Linked DNA regions of Homo sapiens: region 1 is linked to region 2. A link is a loop called in an ENCODE intact Hi-C map of the cell type or tissue named here. Cell type or tissue: MCF 10A. All regions are shown on one strand. Each heading gives the region's core, and the rest is flanking DNA. Links, peaks and the distances in the headings are about the cores only.

Evidence for each region. A loop is a pair of places that touch in the nucleus more often than their neighbours do. Peaks named below come from ENCODE experiments on the same cell type or tissue, not always from the same donor. Only the 100,000 strongest peaks of a DNase experiment are listed, where the experiment ranks them.
Region 1: it touches region 2 in a loop (18-fold over the local background); 2 of 110 quality-filtered maps call a loop at or near these places.

Annotation. Positions count from the first base shown.
Region 1 is chr15:78,796,042-78,801,411 of GRCh38, reverse strand. It overlaps ADAMTS7 (ADAM metallopeptidase with thrombospondin type 1 motif 7), which reads left to right. Exons shown (of 24, transcript NM_014272.5): 2 at 865-1,220; 3 at 3,299-3,464; 4 at 4,626-4,822. Among named protein-coding and RNA genes, the nearest start is that of ADAMTS7, 13 kb to the left of the region's middle. In MCF 10A, for the core only: no CTCF peak of the experiment used is centred there; a DNase peak (open chromatin) is centred at 2,831.
Region 2 is chr15:78,857,834-78,863,203 of GRCh38, reverse strand. It overlaps TRK-CTT1-2 (tRNA-Lys (anticodon CTT) 1-2), which reads right to left and starts at 2,642; the gene lies at 2,570-2,642. It overlaps LOC124903535 (a long non-coding RNA gene), which reads right to left and starts at 2,341. Exons shown (of 2, transcript XR_007064727.1): 1 at 2,304-2,341; 2 at 1-530. In MCF 10A, for the core only: a CTCF peak has its summit at 2,843 (motif pointing left); DNase peaks (open chromatin) are centred at 2,583 and 2,913.

The sequences.
Region 1 (5,370 bases), core at 270-5,269, 62 kb after region 2:
CCAGGTGTAGGGAACAGCAATGCAAAATCCTGAAGCAGGAGCACGTCTGGCCTGTGGAGGAACTGCAAGGAGGCCAGTGGGTGGAGTGGAGGGAACTAAGGCTGTGTAGCTGGACATGAGATTGGAGAGGTCACCTTGCCTAGGGCCTCATACAGGCTAGAACTTTGTCTTTTGCTCTGAGTGAGATGGGCGCCATTGCAGGAGAGACGATGAGTAGAGTAAGACGATGAGCAGAGTAAGACGATGATCGCGCTGGTTTTGAATGAATCTTTCTGGCTGCTTTCCCTTGGTGAAAACACGAGGGGAGGGGCACCTGGGGTAGGCAATAGTGAAAACAGAGAGACCTGTTAAGAAGTTACCGCAGCAATCCAGGCCGGGCGCAGTGGCTGACGCCTGTAATTGCAGCACTTTGGGAGGCCGAGGCGAGCGTATCACCTGAGTTCAGGAGTTTGAGACCAGCCTGGCCAACATGGTGAAATCCTGTGTCTGCTAAAAATACAAAAAATAGCTGGGCGTGGTCGCGTGTGCCTGTAGTCCCAGCTACTCCTGAGGTGGAGGTTGCAGTGAGCCGAGATCGCGCCACGCACTCCAGCCTGGGCGACAGAGCGAGACTGTCTCAAAACAAACAAACAAAAAACCCAAAACACAACAATAACAACAAAAGAAGTTACTGCAACGATCCAGATGGAGAAACTGAGGCACGGAAAGATGAAATAGCAGAGTTAGTAGATAGCCCGGCGAGGATTTGAATCCAGATACTCTGACTCCAGCAGCCCCCTCTTGGCCGCTCCCTTCTGGTCCCCGGCCACCAGCAAGGACCCGGGTCTGCCCTGGGCCTAGGCGTTTGTGGTTCTCTCCCTGCAGGACGTGCAACCGAGGGCCGGGCGGCACTGGACATCGTGCACCCGGTTCGAGTCGACGCGGGGGGCTCCTTCCTGTCCTACGAGCTGTGGCCCCGCGCACTGCGCAAGCGGGATGTATCTGTGCGCCGAGACGCGCCCGCCTTCTACGAGCTACAATACCGCGGGCGCGAGCTGCGCTTCAACCTGACCGCCAATCAGCACCTGCTGGCGCCCGGCTTTGTGAGCGAGACGCGGCGGCGCGGCGGCCTGGGCCGCGCGCACATCCGGGCCCACACCCCGGCCTGCCACCTGCTTGGCGAGGTGCAGGACCCTGAGCTCGAGGGTGGCCTGGCGGCCATCAGCGCCTGCGACGGCCTGGTGAGTGAGCTGGGACATGTATACTTGGGGCAGTCTCGGGTGGTGGGATGTGCAGATTGGCTCTAGCCTTGCCACGCACTTGTCTGGTGGCTTTGCCCAGTGCACTTTTTCTCTGCCAGCCTCGGTATTCACGCCTGTAAAGTGGGAGTGACAACGCAGGCCTCGTTGATCTCTAGGATAACAGTTCTCAAAGTTTAATGTGAAAGCCGGGTGGTGGTGCACCTGTAGTCCCAGCTATTTGGGAGGCTGAGGCGAAAGGATCACTTGAGCCCAGGAATTCAAGGATGTAGGGTGTGGTGATTGCGCTTAGCTGGCGACACAGCGAGACCCCAGGCACTCTCAAAAAAAAAAAAAGAAAGAAAGAAAAAGAAAAAGAGAGTTTAATATGAGCTCAAATCACCTGCAGGCCCTGTTTAAACAGAATTTTTGCAGGATAGGTCTGGGATAGCGCCCAAACACTTGGATTTCTGAAAACATCTCAGGTAATATTGAAGATGCAGGTCCAGAGATCCCATTTTGAGAACCTCCGTTTGACTGGACTAAGTAACTGAAAAAGCAGTTGACTTCTCTTCCTTGGGGCATCAGTTATGACTGTTCCTTCACAGGTCCCTTTAGGCTGCTTTTCTCCAGGAAAGCTACCCCTCACCCTGTAGCCATTATGCAGGGTGTGGTGAGGAACCCCTTTCAGCCCCTCTGCTCGAATCAGAACTCCAGGAAAAGCAGGTCTCAGCTTCCTGGCTTCGCCTGGCTGAAGGGTGGTGCTGGCTACTGCAGCCCTAATTGCTCCCTGATTGGGTGCTGATTAGAGCAGCTTCCACTCCAGGCAGAGTAGGGCCCCTTTCTGTTCGTGTTCAGGTGACCAGCCCCACTCTCCCAGCTCTGGAGGGTGGGGGTTTGGGAGGAGTAGGGGATGTGTGCACACTCTCAGCGTCCACTGTTCCCAGGAGGCCCTCAGCTTAGATTGCTCAGGCAAAAACCATGGGCTGTGGCCGCACAGGGCCTAATGACAGGGCAGCCCACAACGCAAGCTGCACAACGTCTGGACCTTTGAAGGCCCATCTGCCCTGCACAGTATTCCCATTTATGGAGCCTGTGCCTGTCCCTTAATGTACAATTGATCTTGTTGAGCCTGTGCCACAGCTGTGCACATGGGGCATCATTCCCATTTCACAGATGAGGAAACAGGCTCAGAGGGGAACTTGCCCAGGGTCACCTAGTCATTCAGTGAGTGGTGGGCGGGAGGGGGGGACTCCGCATTCATACCCAGGTCTCCAGACCCAAGAGCTGATGCACTCTCCAGCCCTCCCTCCAGGCCCCCTGGTCCTGTGTGACCCAAGGGGCAGAATTGGTGCCTATGAGGGGAAGTCCGAGGGACATAAAACCTTCTTTCCTGTTGGAGCCCTGAGCTTCCTCAGGAGGTAGTGGGCATCAAAGATGCTTCCCAGGGCCCCTCCCCTCCCTGGACTCTGAATGCTGGCGGACATGTCCAAGACACTCCTGCCAGCTTCCCTTCTCTGGGCAGCCCTGGGCCCAGAGAACAGGGTGTCCTGGTGGCCGTGGGCATCTCCTCCGCTCGGGTGTGGCTGTGGATGCTTTTGGAGTGATTCATTGCCTTAGGGAGATAGAGGGAAGGTCAGAAGCCCTGGCCAGCTGGGAGGGAGCACAGTGCTGGAAATGGCTGGCATGCAGAGGAGATGGAGAATAGCCTGGAGGCCTGGGCACAAGCTGCCCCACTCAGGATGGCTGTCTGGGACTAAGACACCGTTTTGTCAGATTTGGATGCAGACACATTTCCCTCTCCTAATGGGGTGGGTGTGTGGGGCAGCATCCCCAGGGGCGGAGGCTTCTGAGCTCCGCTTTGAAGGTTTGGCTGTGTGTGAAATGGCAGAGAAGGGCTTTCCAGATGGAGGCTACAGAGTGAGCAAAGGCCCAGCGGGAGGAAAGTACAGTGTGTCCGCGGGCAGTCACAGGTGGTGTGGGCAGTGGGGGCTCAGCTGAGCAGGACGGGCCTCTGGGACGTGCAAGAAGAGCAGCTGAGGGCCAGCCCTCCCTGTGTGACCCTGGTGCTTCTTCCCCAGAAAGGTGTGTTCCAGCTCTCCAACGAGGACTACTTCATTGAGCCCCTGGACAGTGCCCCGGCCCGGCCTGGCCACGCCCAGCCCCATGTGGTGTACAAGCGTCAGGCCCCGGAGAGGCTGGCACAGCGGGGTGATTCCAGTGCTCCAAGCACCTGTGGAGTGCAAGGTATGCTCTTCTGCTCCCAGTTCTCGGGTGGGTGCTGGGCCTGGGGACATGAAGGGGCCTTTCTAGAAGCCCCCCTTAACATCCCCATGCCCAGTGCCCCTTAGACCAGATGACACAGACAGACAGATGGATACTTTACCATAGCCTGTGCCCTTAATTGTGCCACAAGACTGTGTCCTCTGCCTTTCGGGCCTGCCCCAGTCAATCCCCTAGACTGACCTTCCTCGCTCCATCTCACCTACTTCTCCCACGTTGGGGCTCAGCCTCCCTCTGCTCCCTCCCCGCCAACAGCCTATGGTACCTGGCTCTGCCAGCCGTTCTTCCTCCAGTGCCCAGGCCGGGTGAGCTGTGCCCAGCTCCAACAGGGCCACTAGCCAGGAACTTCCCTCCCACCACCACCCTGCTCCCACCCTAGAATAACTAACCTCTATTATTGGGACCTGGAGTGTGGTACCCAGTGCCTCCTCTGCAGAGCAGCAGTAGTGCCGGCCAGTCCAGGTGAGGAGCTGCCTGCTAAGGGTTGCTGGGGTTTGGGGAATGCTTGGCTAGCAAGCCAATCTCAGGCTGCCCACAGCTCTGGTACTGCATTTGCTGGAGCACATATCCACAGAGGCATGCTTCTTGGCCTCAGTTTCCTCAGCTTCATAGATGTGCTTCCTCTTCTGATCTGGAGCAGCCTGGGTCAGGGGAGCAGGCCCAGTAGGGCAAGCTGGGCTGGGTCTTGGCCAGCCTCCCCAGGCTGGGGTTTAGAGGGTGGGGTCAGCCTGTGTTGGGATGCACTAAGCCCCCAGGGTGGGAGGAAGTGACACGGGGAGATAGGGGCCCAGTTGCCAGCTTTGTCAGGCCCAGGAGTTCCCCTCCCATGGACACAGTACTTTACCATGTTTATATCCACCATTTCATTTGCCCTTTGAGGTCCCCCTGTGAGGCAATTTATTCCTATTTTTAGTCAGGGAATCTCAAGATCAGAAAAGGAAAGTGACCAGGCAGAGCCACACAGCACAGATCTGGGACAGAGCCAGGAGGCGAATTCAGGCCCCTGGCCTCTGATCCCTGTGTGGTTCCCAGTGCCCCAGAGAGAGCTCACTGAGGAGAGGCCCTGGAGACGTGTGCCCTGGGCCTGTCCACTGGCAGCTAACTCCACCCCATCTGGGCCTCCAGTGTACCCAGAGCTGGAGTCTCGACGGGAGCGTTGGGAGCAGCGGCAGCAGTGGCGGCGGCCACGGCTGAGGCGTCTACACCAGCGGTCGGTCAGCAAAGAGAAGTGGGTGGAGACCCTGGTAGTAGCTGATGCCAAAATGGTGGAGTACCACGGACAGCCGCAGGTTGAGAGCTATGTGCTGACCATCATGAACATGGTGAGTCTGTGTGGGCCAGGAGCGGGTGGCGGGGATGGTGTTGGGGGGTGGGGTGCAAAGAGTGGGTGCAGGGCAGGAAGGCTGTCAGGCTGGACCCCAGACCCAGGTCTAGGCCCCAAGTAGGAAGAAGGGTATCCAAGCTCCTGAGGCCAGGAAGGGGTGGGGGTCTTGGCAGCTAGTCACTATGAGAGAGCCTGGGCAGAGGGCTGCTGTGGGGACACCATAGGGTGTCATGCCACTAGGAGGGGGAGCAGGAGTGGGAGACTGAGGCAGCCACAACCCTGTGCTTGCCTGGGGGGCTTGTAGACTAGTTGGGTCCTTCATGTTTCCCTGCACAGATACTTCCTTCCTTTGTGTCAGGACCTGTGCTAGATGCTGGAAACACAGAAATGCCTGATCAGACTACACTCTGCCTGAGACTCTGCCTGAGACATCAGCACACATTACAGTTAGAAGAATCTGTGCAGTTCTATGGTCACTAGCTGGTAGCCTTGGGCAAGTCACTTGCCCCTTCTGAGTCTCAGCCTGCTCATCTGTGAACTGGGCAT
Region 2 (5,370 bases), core at 305-5,304:
AAAAAAAAAAAAAGATTAAGCTTGTTAAAATGCTACTTCTGAAGGCTCAGTGATCCTAATTTCCTCACTTGACCTTAATTTAGGACTGCATCAAAAAAAACTATTGTTTCTCATAGACTTTTTGGGAATGAAGATGATGACAATTACTTAATATAAGGTATAATAAAATAATAAATAATAAAATTTAAAATCAAAATTACCTCCCAACTGGAATACTGATTGTATTAGTTTCCCAGGACTGCCAAACATAAATTTATTATTTTACAGTTCTAGAGGCTAGACATCCCATATAAAGGTGTTGGTAGGTTTGGTTCCTTCTGTGGACTGTGAGGAAGAATCTGTGCCATTCCTCTCCCCTAGCTTCTGGTGGTTTGCTGGCAATCTTTGGCGTTCCTTAGCTTGCAGGAGCATTTGGTGTTCCTTAGCTTGTAGAAGCATTACCCCAGTTTCTGCCTTCGTCTGCACATGGCTTTCTCCCAGGTTTCCAGATGTTGGTGTCTGGGTTTGTGTGTCTTTTTCCAAATTTCCCCCTTTTTAATAAAGATACCAGTTAAAATGGATTAGGAGGCCACCTTACTCTAGTATGACCTCATCTTAACTAATTACATCTGCAACAGAGCTTTTTCCAAATAAGATCTCATTCTGAGGCTCTGAGGGTTAGGACTTTAACATATGAATTTTTGGGGGACAAAAGTAACCCCGCTCTTCTATTTTAAATTAATGTATAACATTTTCATTGACCTTTCATCAATTTACCAATTTGCTTTTTTTCCCACCTGGTTTACTTCTCTGGAAAAAATCCGGGCCGGGCACAGTGGCTTATGCCTGTAATTCCAGCACTTTGGAAGGCCAAGGCAGGCAGATCACAAGGTCAGGAGTTCGAGGTCATCCTGGCCAACATGGTGAAACTCCGTCTACACTAAAATACAAAAAGCTAGCCGGGTGTGGTGGTGCGGGCCTGTAGTCCCAGCTACACAGGAGGCTGAGGCAGGGGAATCGCTTGAACCCGGGAGGCAGAGGTTGCAGTGAGCCAAGATCGCACCACTGCACTCCAGCCTGGCAACAGAACGAGACTCTGTCTCAGCAAAAAAATAAATAAATAAATAAATAAATTTACCTCACCTCACATCACGTAGAGATTAATTATGCATCTGTAATAATGGGGGTGTCTGGGTATCTTCATTTCTGATGCTGAAATTTTTTAATATCTTTCTAACAAGGTCTGAAATTGTATTTCGAATTGATGAGCTAACATATAGTAATTGTGGAGAACATTTGAGAATTGCTGGGAATGACTAAAAATATTTAGGACGAGGAAAAAACTTGCAGCTGTCAACATATAATAGTTTTGCTCAAAGAAAGTGAGCTTCTGGCCAGGCGTGGTGGCTCACACCTGTAATCCCAGCACTTTGAGAGGCCAAGACAGGTGGATGACAAGGTTAGGAGTTCAAGACCAGCCTGACAAACATGGTGAAACCCCATCTCTACTAAAATACAAAAATTAGCTGGGTGTGGTGATGTGCGCCTGTAGTCCCAGCTGCTCAGGAGGTTGAGGCAGGAGAATCGCTTGAACCCGGGAGGTGGAGGTTGCAGTGAGCCAAGACTGAGCCACTGCACTCCAACCTGGGTGACAAAGCGAGACTCTGTTTCAAAAAAAGAAAAAAAAAAAAAGAAAAGAAAAAAGGGTATCTACATAGAAGCACTCAGAAAAAAAAAAAAGGATAAAAAAGTTCTAAGACCCTGTTCACAATAACCACCATATTCGTTCATCACTAAAGCAATCTTAATAGTGGTTTAAAAATATACAGAATTGTTCTCCAAACTAATCTTCAATATCACATAATATTAAGTAAAAAATAAACATTTCAAACGTTTTAACAGATTACTTCAGCAATATTATGAACTCTACAATTTCATGAATTTTAATGTCTTCTTATCCCCTAACCTTTGGCGTTCGGCTGCCCTTTAAACAGGCCACTCAGCAACAAATACTTTTATAGGGCAGATAGCCTTTAAGTGTGTAATTTACAAGATGAAATTTACTGGTTTCATTGTTCTTTTTTTTTTTTTTTTTTTTTTGAGACGGAGTCCTGCCCTGTCGCCCATGTTGGAGTGCAATGGCCGGATCTCAGCTCACTGCAACCTCCACCTCCTGGGTTCAAGCGATTCTCCTGCCACAGCCTCCGATTCTCCTGCCTCAGCCTCCCGAGCAGCTGAGACTACAGGCACGCGCCACCACGCCCAACTAATTTTTGTATTTTTAGTAGAGACGGGGTGGGGGACAGGGGGTGGGGTGGTCTCACCATATTGGCCAGGCTGGTCTCAAACTCCTGATCTCGTGATCCACCCTCCTCGGCCTCCCAAAGTGTTGGGATTACAGGTGTGAGCCACCGTGCCAGGCCCATTGTTCCTTTTTTAAAATAGTATTGGTAGTTTTGTATGTATTGAATTATTTGAAAATAAGACCATCCGGGCTGAAGTCTGTTATTACCGTTGATGACAACTGAAACTGGTGGAATTACTACCGTTGATGAGACCTGAAGTTGGTCAAACGAAAGCAAAACAAACCCGCCCAACGTGGGGCTCGAACCCACGACCCTGGGATTAAGAGTCCCATGCTCTACCGACTGAGCTAGCCGGGCAGTTAGAGAAAAGTGTTGTTCCTAGATCTTTTCAAAGGAATAAGATTGTTTTGATTTGTTCTAAGAATTACATTTCGTATTAAATGATTTTTCTATTTTATATATATATATATATATATATTTTTTTTTTTTGGTAAAGTTTTTCATGACTTTTAAAACTTGTGTTTCATGTCTGATTCTGTGCGCACAAACTTCTGTTGTTTAATAAAAATGTATAAACAGCCCTCTAGTGGTCAGCACCTTTCCGTTTCCTTAAAGGTAAGGCGGGCCAAGGAAGGCGATGCCGACTCCAGCCCGGAGAATAGGAGTGAGTGTAGGGGTGCTTCCAGTTCATCCTAAAGATTCCCGCCGGCAGAGCGCCCACCCCTTGAAGCGCGGGGACCAGAGAGGTTCTCAGCACCCTCGTGGCCCACTGCAAAAGATGGCTGCGGAGAAATGTCCTGCACACTCTCTGGAAACAATTGGAACTGAAAGCCCAGCTGCAGAGCTGGCTGGCCTCTCGGCATCGTGTGACTTAGAGATTTTCGGAATTCTTTTCTTTGGCATGACGGTGGTTCAACTAAGACATACCATGGTGTTTACACGAGAGATTAGAAAGCTAAAGCAGTCTCAGCGAGTAATTGAAAATACCGTAGAGTTTGCTCACACTCAAAACTAAAAAGTGAAAAAATTTATTCCATAGACTGATAGAACCTCAGTGTGGGAAGGGACCATTATTCCAAGCCTCTCCCTACTAAAAAAAAAAATAATAAATAAAGATTTATTCTGTTTTCCAGAATAAGTGATTTCACAGTAGCCAAACAGTCCCAGTTAATGAGGGAAACTACTTTGTAAGAAAAAAACAAAGGCCGGGCGCGGTGGCTCACGCCTATAATCCCAGCATTTTGGGAGACCGAGACGGGCAGATCACGAGGTTAATAGATCGAGACCATCCTGGCCAACATGGTGCAAACCACGTCTCTACTAAAAGTACAATCGGGCGTGGTGGCGCATGCCTGTAACCCCAGCTACTTGGGAGGCTGAGGCAGGAGAATCGCTTGAACGTGGGAGGCCGAGGTTGTAGTGAGCCGAGATCGTGCCATTGCACTCCAGCCTGGCAAGGGTGTAATCCTGTCTCAAAAAAAAAAAAAGCAGGATTAGAAAAGCATACTTTGGCAAATTCATTTATTATTATTATTATTGACATAGAGTCTTGCTCTGTTGCTCAGGCTGAGTGCAATGGGGCGATATCAGCTCACTGCAACCCCCACCTCCAGGTTCAAATGATCACTCCTGTCTCAGCCTCCTGAGTAGCTGAGATTACAGGCGTGCACCACCACGCCTGGCTAATTTTTGTATTTTTAGTAGAAATGTAGTTTCGCCATGTTAGCCAGACTGGCCTCAAACTCCTGACCTCAGGTGATCCACCCGCCTCGGCCTCCCAAAGTGCTGGGATTACAGGAGTAAGCCACCGCATCCAGCAGTGGCAAATCCTTTTAAACAAGGGTTGTCAATTATGGTTAAACCATTACGTTAATTTTATATGTTAATAGTTGGTAGAGAACTGGATATTTACAGGGTCGAAGTAACACCACACAGGTTACTAGATGCAAGGAGGACAATCTCACTGAATGATGGCGGGTTCAGGTTGTTATTACCTTAATCCAGAAATTAATCTGAGTTTTGCTAGTGCTTTACTAATCTTCAACAAGATAGATAGTGTATCTTTAGCAGTGATACAACACAAAATCAATGATAATTATTTATTCTAGTCAAAAAATGTTTTTGATTAATTAGTATCTAAAGGTCCATAGGCCTTTTGATATTAATTCCAGTTTACAGGAAATATAAAGGATAGAGGAACAAGATGAATGACACCATAAGGAGCCAATAACACAAAGTCAGAGGGTGGGAAATTCTCCAGGACAACTAACCTTCAAGAAGTATTATATATTTTTTAATGACTTTTGCTAGTTTTTTTTTTTTTTTTGAGACCGAGTTTTGCTCTTGTGGCCCAGGCTAGAGTGCAGTGGCGCACTCTCGGCTCACTGCAATCTCTGCCTCCCGGGTTCAAGTGATTCTGTTGCCTCAGCCTCAGCCTCCCGAGTAGCTGGGATTACAGGTGCGTGCCACCACACCCAACTAATTTTTGTATTTTTAATGGAGACAGGGTTTCACCATGTTGGCCATGGTCTCGAACTCCTGACCTCAGGTGATCCACCCGCCTCGGCCTCCAAAAGAACCAGGATTACATGTGTGAGCCACAGTGCCTGGTCAACTTTTGCTAGATTAAAAGAGACAAAAGGGCCATAATAGTCAGATGCAATAGGTGATCCTAGATTGGATATGTTCTGGAAAAACTAGTTATAAAGAGATTTTGGAGTCAACTGGAGAAACTTGCATATAGTTTGAATATTGGATGAGATGAAAATTTACTGTAATGGAAAGTGGAGATGTTTGGCTGCAAAAAGCAAGTTATAGAATAAATGTAATCACTCATTTTGGTAAAAAGAATGCCATTTACTAAGATATTAATATTATTATTTGGGTAGTGGGAATCTGAACGTTTTACTTTTTTAATTTTTTGCTTGTCTTTATTTTCAAATTTTCTAAAATGCATATGTATACTTCTGTAATATTAAAAGGGTTATTTTTTAAAAGTACATGAGAAAGAAGAAAGAAAGGAAAGCAAAGATAAAACTTTAAAATGTGGCCAACAATTAGACTTACAGAAATGAGATCTGGGCCA